Regions from separate parts of the Mus musculus genome. Here region 1 is linked to region 2. The links are chromatin loops, found by intact Hi-C in ENCODE. Cell type or tissue: left cerebral cortex. All regions are shown on one strand.

The links. Peaks named below come from ENCODE experiments on the same cell type or tissue, not always from the same donor. Only the 100,000 strongest peaks of a DNase experiment are listed, where the experiment ranks them.
Region 1: it touches region 2 in a loop (4-fold over the local background); 2 of 42 quality-filtered maps call a loop at or near these places.

What each region holds. Positions count from the first base shown.
Region 1 is chr10:90,428,156-90,433,155 of GRCm38, forward strand. All of the region lies in intron 12 of Anks1b (ankyrin repeat and sterile alpha motif domain containing 1B), which reads left to right. Among named protein-coding and RNA genes, the nearest start is that of Anks1b, 560 kb to the left of the region's middle. In left cerebral cortex, no CTCF peak of the experiment used is centred here; DNase peaks (open chromatin) are centred at 2,132, 3,043, 4,066 and 4,430; H3K4me3 peaks cover 462 bases; H3K27ac peaks cover 2,425 bases.
Region 2 is chr10:90,492,887-90,497,886 of GRCm38, forward strand. All of the region lies in intron 12 of Anks1b (ankyrin repeat and sterile alpha motif domain containing 1B), which reads left to right. Among named protein-coding and RNA genes, the nearest start is that of Apaf1, 590 kb to the right of the region's middle. In left cerebral cortex, a CTCF peak has its summit at 2,179; DNase peaks (open chromatin) are centred at 345, 774, 1,536 and 2,292; H3K27ac peaks cover 2,850 bases.

The DNA of each region.
Region 1 (5,000 bases), 65 kb before region 2:
AAAATTATAAAACTATTTTGATGACTCAATAAAACTGTATGGAAACATCTCATAATATGAAGTGGGAGAATAGGAGTCTTTGAGATATTCTTATAGTAGTGTTCTCTCGGTTATGAGACTATGAAGGAGTTAACAGTAAGGAAAGGATGATCTCTCATAAAAAGATAGTATATTGATAAACTTCATTTCATCTCCAAATTTGCAAGAATAACCACCCTTATGGGATAATTTCATAATCATTCTACACATGAAGTGAAAAAGGATTGTACCTTATGATGCCCACAAAATATGCTCATTGCAGGTAAGCTGGCCCTGAGGGTGTGGCCAGCCATTCTGTGTGATGGCATCAGGGAGGGAGAGATCTCCACCCCTCTCTTTTGCCCTCACCACCTGCAGCAGGCAGGGGAGCTGGCCCCAACAGGGTCATGATAGCTGGAGAGCTGGCCCTGCCTCTCACCTGCTGCAGCACTTGGGTGAGCAGGCCCTACATCGCACCTGGCCAGCACAGTAGTGCTGACCCTGATGGCAGGGGATGGAGGTGAACCTGCCCCAAGGGCATGAGCATGGAAGAGCTGAGCCCATGACTTGTCTGCCATGTGGAAGCATTTGCAAGGGAGAAATGCTCTCCCACCCTCACCTCTTGCCATGTACAGCAGGCAGGAGAGCTTGTACTGCCTGTCACCTGCTGCAGCACTCAGTAGAGGAGGTCCTATATCTCACCCAAGCAGTATAGTAGAGCTGGCTCTGGACACTGAGGTTGTAGGTGAGCTGGCCCTGAGGGTATGAGCACAAGAGAGCTGACCTTCCTTATAGACCTTGTCTGCTGAGTGGTGGTATGGACAAGGGAGAGATGCTCTCTTTGCTTCTCTTGTCCCTTGCCACCTATGACAGATAGGAGAGCTAGCCCGGATATCAAGAGAGTGTTCTGGTCTTGTGTCTCATTGGCTGCAGCACTCAGAACTGTGGGCCCTGTGCCTCACTGGGCAGCAGAGTAAAGCTGGCCCTGATTGTGGAAGGTGCTGGTGAGCTGACCTCAAGGGCATGAGAGCAGGAGAGCTGTCAGGCTGACCAGTTCAGATACCTCTTAGGCCCAGATCCAGGGCTTTGAATTGGCCCATCCCAACATCTAACCCTTGGATGGACTGCTGGAGTACATAAAGGGCATGGTCCTACACAACCAAAGCTGAAGGATCTCCAAGACACAGGGCAGCAACAGGATAGCTGAGAGGAGCCCCAATGAGGATCCAGTATTGATAGTGTAGCAGAAGCTAGAGGCCTTGTACCAGACTGATGAGTCATTGCAATAATTATTTGTAAGCAAAGTGTGAATAAAAGGGGTATACTGTAGGATACACTGTGACACACTAAAGTTTCTACAATGAGATTTTTTTTTCCTCTGTGTGGGGGCAAGGGTAGAGGGCAGGTATGAGGGCAGGGGGTGATGAGTGGGATTGGGGTACATAATGTGAAATTCACAAAGAACCAATAAAAAGTTAAAAAAAAATAAGCCGACTTCAATTTCTTATAGAGGTAAAAAATAGGTAGTTATTTCATAAATCAACAATACTATTATCTTTATTCCAACAGTAAAGTCCATCTGAGGCAAATATATGGATATTGAGAGTTCATGCTTTTTTTCCTAAGGTATAATATTTTGGTAGTACATATTTTCTGGATATGAAAATCTGAATTTGTTTCTTATGTATTTTACATAGATGTACACATACATTCCTCAGTCCTTGTTCTGTTCCATTCAAAAGTGCTGGAGAGATAAACACTATTGATCAGATATGACTTCCATGTAGGTATTGTGTGGGCAGCTTCTATTATGAGTGAGTACCTTAACAAAAATAAAAAGCTTGGATAACAATAGGTTTCCCTAAATGTGAAGATTGCAGCATGGTTGCTTCCCTTTACTCCCTAGGCCTTTTGAATCTTGAATTAGAAAGAATACAGTCAGACAATACCAGAAGGCAAATGATCACATGGTGCAAATTGATGTACAGGAAACACATAATACAGAGCTACTTCCTATTTTATCAAGATACATTTTTTTTCCTTTAGAGGAGAAAATAACCACCTTTTTTTGAGTTCTGTATTTTGGAAGTCAAGCCAAGCATGATGCTTGACCCAGAATTATAAATATTCTGCAATGTATAACTGAAACACTTGGAAAAGCTTTCTAAAGAAATTCTGGAAATGTCACCTGAAATGGAGTTTCATAGCTTCAAATCACATAACAGCTAGCCTGGCATCAGTTGAGGTAGGTGTGACTCAGTGGTAGTGATACCCATCATAATGAGAAATAGAAGCAGGGCTTCAATGTCCCTATGCCACCAAGAAGTCGGTATTTCTAATAAAGGCAATGCATGAGGGTAGAAGTGGGTAAGGGTGAGAAAGGGGAGGTTGCTATCTTGGAGGTTAATGAAGACAAACAATAATGATAGCATGCTTCCCTAGACAAATAATTAAGGTGGGAAAGCAACCAAAAGAGGGGACTAAAGGCCAGCTCTATCATGAGGTTCCTATTTGAGTTTTGAGTGTCCATCTACCATTGAGAGAGGGACCTACAGTTAGGGCAGCAGGAAGATTTTTTTCCTTGGTGACCCACGGACCTTAGGAGTGTCTTCCCCGGTGTGATTTGTGCCAAAGTGGGGCTATATTAGGATGTGAAAATAGAAGCATTTATAAAGATCTGATTTGTGTATAAAATTGCGCCACCCTGAAATGAGTAATGAAACTGTGCTTATAATTATGCACCTGCTCCTCGAATATAGCCCTTAATTTCTATTCTTGGAGTCATCAGGTTCTATTACCCCCTTGCCTAAATGATTGCAGTAACCTTCTAACTGGCCACCTGCCTTCGGTCTCTTCTCAGTCAAACGCTTCCTCTTGCTCCCCACTGCCTACTAAGCATGCAACATGACAGCCAGCATCCTCTGTGATCTGTATCCAAAGCTGCATTTCTAGACACCATTGCTTCCTTCCATGTGCTTGAGACTTCAGCCAAATTGGCTAATCACCGTTCCCCAAACATCCTCCAGTGTGGTGTTTCTAAAATGCAGACAGGATCTGGTTATTGCCCTACTTAAAACTCGTCCCAACTTCCTTTTATTGCTCCATAGGAATCATCCTGAAGTCCTTGGTCTACAAACCCTCTGCGCCTCGCTCCTGCAAAGTTCTTCCTCCTTATCTCCGACCACCAGACCCCAGTCCACTGCCCTCAAAACCTAAACCCAGCCATCTGGATCTACTTTAAATTATCTGGACAGGTCAACCCATTTCTTGCCCTTGGGGTTTAGTTAAAGCTTTCCTGCTATGTTATATTTTAGTCTACTCACAAGGCCCCATGTTCAACACAATAGAAAAAGTTTCCTTTTTAAGTGCAAGGAAATCGGCTGCACAGAAACCTCCCCAGCTCAGGAAACCCTGCTCAACCTTCTTACATACATCCACCACTCATTCCTCATGCTACCTCAGTGCCAAGTACATGTTTTTGACATCGAAGCTATCTTTTTAAAAATTAACCATTTCCTAAGATGCCCGTGATGTCCTTCGGGACTGGGACAATGTTTATATAACTCTATGAGGTTAGCAGTTCACACAGTACAGAGTACAGTCCAAAACCTCCTTCGGTCCCAAGGCCTGTGAATTAATTGCTTACTATGCTAAATGGATATTTGCAGAGAGGATAAAACATGACAGGTACTCCTAATCTATATGCCATTGCTGTGAAATGCTAAGGTAATTCCTCTCTCTCTGTCTCTCTCTCTTCCTCTCTCTCTGTCTGTCTGTCTGTCTCTGTCTCTCTCTCTCAAAAGGAGCACTGTGTATATTGTAAAGCGATACTTCTCAAACTTTAATGTGCCCTAGAGTCGTACACGTGTCTTGGGAAACCAGTGCCACTTCAGTACGTCTGAGTCGAAACAGTGATTCTGCATCTCTGACAAGCTCCTCAGAGATGTCACGGTATTCATTTGGCAGAGGCCACTGTGGAGGAGGATTTCATGTGGGAGGTTCAGAGATGGATGACACGGGGGACAGAACTCACTGGAAGGGTAGGGCTGCTTACTGGTTTCTGCTGAGGTTGCCAGGCACATACCCATGCAGGCTTTAATTGAGGCTGTGCTAGAGCGAGTTGTCTTTACTGCTTTTTATTACTCTTTAAATGAGGCCCCTAGTGCCAAGCTTTTCCCCTGCTCACTCCCCCAGCGTGATTCAGCCTGTGTGATTTTCTCTGTAGAAGAGCTCCCCAGATGCCGTTTTTTTTTTTTTTTTTTTTTAAACTGACCTGAAGCTGAGTTCTCCTGTCTGCTTCCCATAAATTTAAACCATCTCTGTCTTCATTATCGAAGCCCTGGAAATCCAATCTTTCCCGTCTTCAGAATCCTCCCCCAGCTGCCTAAATTGTTTCGCCTCCATTTTCATCCCAGACAGCTTTTCTCTTCCCGGCGAGCACCCCAGCTTCACCTCTGCCAAGGCTGGTACCCAAGCAGCCGCTGCTGTGATTGATATGTGCAGCTCTCATTCGGAAAGCTGCACTGTGCTCCCTACCCGCTTTCAGAGCAACCTGAAACAGGCTGGAGTTTTGAACTGCAGGGTGGCCCAGGAGAACACAAGGGCTCCGTACTGTTGACTGATCAAATGTCATGAACGAAAGGCAAATGTAGGAGAGATGCTGGAGATTTGACCGCAGCTGTAAGAGCCTGCGGATGCTGGCAATATGATGCTGCCAATGCTTTGCTAGTGTCAGTTTATAATTAGAGATGCCATATGAAGGGGGAATTTTGACATTTACTGCTACTAGTTTACTTTTTCAGTGATATCTAGCTCCGTATTACAGTTCTGTCTCTCTTCTGGAAAAGTTGAGTAAATCTAGAGGTGTCATAATCAATCAAGAAAGTCATAAGAGCATATCATGTCTAAAACGCATATTTATGAACACATACAGATATATATTCTATAAAGCATATAGATTGTTAGTACTCATTTAATTGTAT
Region 2 (5,000 bases):
CTAAATTCCACCTGTTTCTTCTGTCCAGTTATTGGCTGTAACATCTTTATTTACCAATCAGAAATAACTTGGGGGCAGGGTCACATAGCATCTCTTGAGCGTGTGTGAGGACTCCAGGTCTTAGGGACCAGCACTTAGCATTGCAATAGACATCAAGACCAAACCTCAACAGGCAACAACTATTGCTTACCCTCTGTCTACTTTAACAGATCTCTGGGACATGGAGTGCCTGAAGAGACACAGTAGAAACTGAGAAACCAGTAAGGAGACTTTCACAACCATCCAGTGGGAAACTAATGTGCGAGAATTAGGCAGAATGTAGGTGTATTTCAGAGGCAAAACCACCACAGGGAACTAGGACACAATTGGTTGTGGGGTGAGAAAGAAAAATTAGCATAAAAATGACAGGGAACCCAGAGGTAGAAATCTAGAGTTCAGGGTAGAAATCTGGCTAAAAAAATGGAAATTTTGCAATTGTTATGAATTAGGTAATAGGCAAGCCCAAGACTGCAAATGACTAGCTAGCAGAGGGAGCAATCAACAAAACAGGAAACAAGGCTTAGCATGCTGAGCCCAAGGACTCTTTGAGACAGACTTTTGGAGATAGGAGGAGGACTAAGCCAAAGAGCATGGGAAAGAACAGCCATGGGGTGTGAAGAAAGCAGATGAGTTAGGGGCTTAATGAGAGTGTCCCATCCAGGAGCACGAGAGGCTGTATTAGATGCACAGCTGGTAGGTTGAGTAGGAGGAAGATTTAGAACGGTCCATTTCGGCACTATGGGCATTTTGCCAGTGCGAGGAGGAGGGATGTGTCCGTGGAGGGACATGAATCAAAAGACTGCTTGGGAAGTAGGGGAGAAATCAGAATTAGCTGCTCGCTTGCAGAGCGGGAACATTGATTTCCATATTTTCTTACTTTAAGTTAATATTTCCTTTTCTGGATGAAAGAGGTGGAAATTGCCATTTGATTGCTTTTCATATGTTTTTTTTTCTATCTATGGAAAATTACATGATGCCCCCCAACCTGAAAATTGCTGTGCAGTATTTTGCTAAATGAATATTCCATTTTCTAGCATCTCAGAGAAAATGACACTCATAGCTTCCACCATCATGGAAAACCTAAACAAGCCCATACATTCTGCATTTTTCTTACCCTGGCTGTTATTTTTGTGATCCCTTCTTTAATTGGTCGAGGGGCATTTGAAAGATAGCAATAAAAAAAATCAATTTTCTAAGCCATGTTACATAGCTTTAAAGCACATCTAGTTCTCTCCGGATCAAATGGAAACATTAGCAGAGTTAAGTATCATTCATTGTTGCCATGACTACAGGGCCAAACCCTTATAGAAGACTTTTATTTTACATTCAGTTTTCTTGCCATAGCAACAGCAATGTTGATTTAAAATGTAACTTGCTAGATAGAATTTATCTTTAACATTTCTGTGTATTTTCCATGGTGTGTCTTGTTAATAGGACTAGACTTTAGATGACTCTCCTGCTCTTTGGAGATGAGACATCTCTCGGGATGTATGTGAGAAAAATCTAGGCTGCTCATTGCTTACAGGAATAGCAAGCTCACAGGACACATTTGCATGCATTACATTCCCAGAGCTTCAATTGAGGATATTTAAGTGACTTGCATTCAAGTCCAAGGTATGTCCTTTGAAACCTGAATTAGAATGGTTATTCATTTCAGAGTAATTAAAAATAATTTTCATCCTTTGATGTTGAGAAATTACTTTCTTTTTATTTTAAAGACAAAACTTTGTTTGTTTCATTTTTCCAGAATAATAGTGCTTCTGCTTCTCTCTCTCTCTCTCTCTCTCTCTCTCTCTCTCTCTCTCTCTCTCTCTCTCAGCATTCATAACCAGTTGGCATAGGATAAAAATAGAAAGTTTTTAAAATATGTTAAACCAAAGAGCCAATACTTTTGAAAACAACAGATTTAAGTAAAAGGGCTCTTTTCCTGTCTTCCCACAGTGCAGTGTCTTCTGTTGAGGACCATACAAGGCTGGACTGACTGCAGCATTACAAAGAAATACATTTTGGTGAGGGAGAAACAAAATCTCTTCGTTCCAAATGCAGTTCTCCACTGTAGGCCACTTACCCATCTGGCTCTCTCTAGCTGTGGGAAACACTCCTAGCACAGAGCATCCTTTGAAATGTCTAACCCCTAGGGGGACAGCCTTAGATGAGAAACTGCCCCTAGGAGCTTGGCTTATACAGGAGGAACAAAGAGGTTAGTGGTTGAGGGTACCAGAGGAAGGGCGCGTGGGAGAGCAAGAGCAGCTAGCTTCCTCTGCTGCAACAGGAGCTTCTTTCAATGCAAAATGCATGCCAAGATAGATCAGGCACTGTACCAAGAAGATACAATAATTTAGTAATACAGTCTGCCCAGGCAGCTGAGCAGCTGGAAATGAAGGAGCTTTGGGATTTGCTATAAACGGTGGGGAAATTGGCTGATAGCCTCTCTCCTATATTGAGCGAAGGGAGCAAGAGAAAAGATTATAAATGTTTGAAATCAGAGCCAAACTACATGGTCTGCTCTGGTCCAGGAGCTACCAGGAACCCAGCATCCTCTGGCTTCTGCATTAGATGCTGGTTTTTGGCAGGGTGTAGGACTGATGAACCAAAAGACAATAGAGCTGGCTGGCATGTGATTTCAGAAAAGCGGGTATTGACCTTAAATTGTTTACAGGGGAGAATGTTATCACCAACCTACCTGATGCCCTTAGTATGATCTGCTACCTATCTTGGGATGATTATTCAGTCCGACCAAATACCCCCAAGGTCATTGCTGACACCTGGAAGGTCCTGGGATGTTTTTCAAACTCCAGTGATACTCAGGAGCTCATAGACAGCATGTGATAGTGAGGCCACAGGAAGTTTTGAGTAAGCTAGAGACACAAAGTCTTGTAAATGTAGTGGGAAATCAGACTTACATCCCACAGCTGGCCCTCTGTTGATGAGCTATGTGATTCCCTGTCAGTGCCCATATCTCCTACTTCAGAAGCTTAGTAGAGGGCTTCAAAGAGATGGGATGACCTTGAACATAAAAGGCACATGATGGATGTTACTCCTTCTGTGTCCCCTTACCTTACCACCTACGGAATCTTACCCTCTGTGACCTTTGCCATAAATTCCTTTGCATGGAGTTGGAGTTTATTTAAATATTGTCACTTGCTTCTGGAAATGTTAGTTCAGTTATGAGGGAGAGGAAGGAAGAGAATGTAAATCCTAAGTAGTTGCCGCAAAGGTTCACCTAATGCCACTCTGTCCTGAGATGTAAAGGTACTCGTCACATCTGGATACAACTAGCTTGAACAAGTGAGCTCTGTGACTAGGGGGAACAGAAGGATAAGCTACAGTAGGGTTCATACAATGAATGATGTGATAATTGAAAACCATAGGTGACACTTTTCCTAATATTTGTGATAAAACCCAATATGTTTTTAAAAGCTTGTTGGAAGGTATAGACCAGATGTGTTATTATGATGGAGGTTAATTTTTTTCAATAAAAACAAGTTCATGTTAGATTTATGTTAAAAGGATACTCATATGACCATTTTGCATGATAATTTTTTAACTAAATATCATGTAGTAGTTATTTGTTATTATTTTGTTTTGGGGTTTTTTTGTTATATTGTTTTTTGTTTGGTTTAGTTTTTTTGTTTTTGTTTTTGTTTTTTTTCCAAGACAGGGTTGTTTTCGTGTAACATCCCTGGCTGTCCTACCTAGATTAGGTTGGCCTCGAACTCATGGAGCTCTGCCTGGTGCTACTTCAGGAGTACTAGGATTAAAGGCAACATACCCAGCTCAGGAGAATCATATTTTCAAAGAATTTACTTGATTTACATCTGTAGTTGAAGTAGTACCCTTCTTCATTTGTAAAATCCTTAGAATACTTTGTTAATATAAAATATCTCATATATTACAAGGTACAAATGTACATAACAAATCCATCTATTAATAAATCTACATTTTAGTAGAATACAGGTTATTCGGGGTTATAGTAAATACTTCTGGGTTCCAGTGAAGATACTTTTGAATAAATTTTTTATAGCTATTCATTTTATAATGCACGTATTTTGTTTCAAAGTACTAGCTCAGCCTAGGAACTCAAAGGGTCTTTCTGCGGTACACACATGCAAATACAATTTGCTCAGGACACTAAGACATTGCTTGCTCTCTTTTCAGAGTCACAAAATTATATGAGGTATGTCTCACCAGAAAAATTTGAAAACTCTAAGCATGTATGCATTTAAAATTATAAGAATATACAGTATAATCGTATCGTATATATGTGTTTACATGTATTTGGTAGAACTGTCAGGAAAAAAATATCCTAAGTGTTCTATAAGTAGGAGATTTCAACATCCTTTAGTCACGAAAAGATTTTAACAGGTCGGCCAAGAAACTCCATTTGATACAATGCATATAGCTTTGTATTTAACAACTGAGAACTTATAGTATGGTTTGGTTTGCCTGAGAATGTCTTACATAACCTAGGTTGGCCTAAGTTGACTTGCTTTGTAGCCAAGGATAACCCTGAACTCCTGATTCTCTTGCCTCCACCTCTTACCTGCTGGAATTAGAGCCATGCTGCACCTCGCTTGCCCTGAGAATGAAACCTATCTCATGAAACATAAAATCACAAGCATTGATTTTATTTATGCTATAAGCAGATTTTAGGATATGTCAGAGAGACTGACACTATATCTTCTAAGAACAATTCGATTAGTTAAGTAAATCATTCTTAAGTATTCTCCAATTTTTTTTTTTTAATTTTTTTCAAGACAGGGTTTCTCTGTGTTCCCCTGGCTGTCCTGGAACTCTATAGACCAGGCTGGCCTCGAACTCAGAAATTCACCCGTCTCTGCCTCCCAAGTGCTGGGATTAAAGGCATACGCCACCACGCCCGGCTCCAAATATTTTTTGATTTAAGTATATAAAACACTATATTTTAAACTGATCAAGAGTCGGGATGATAAATATCAAAT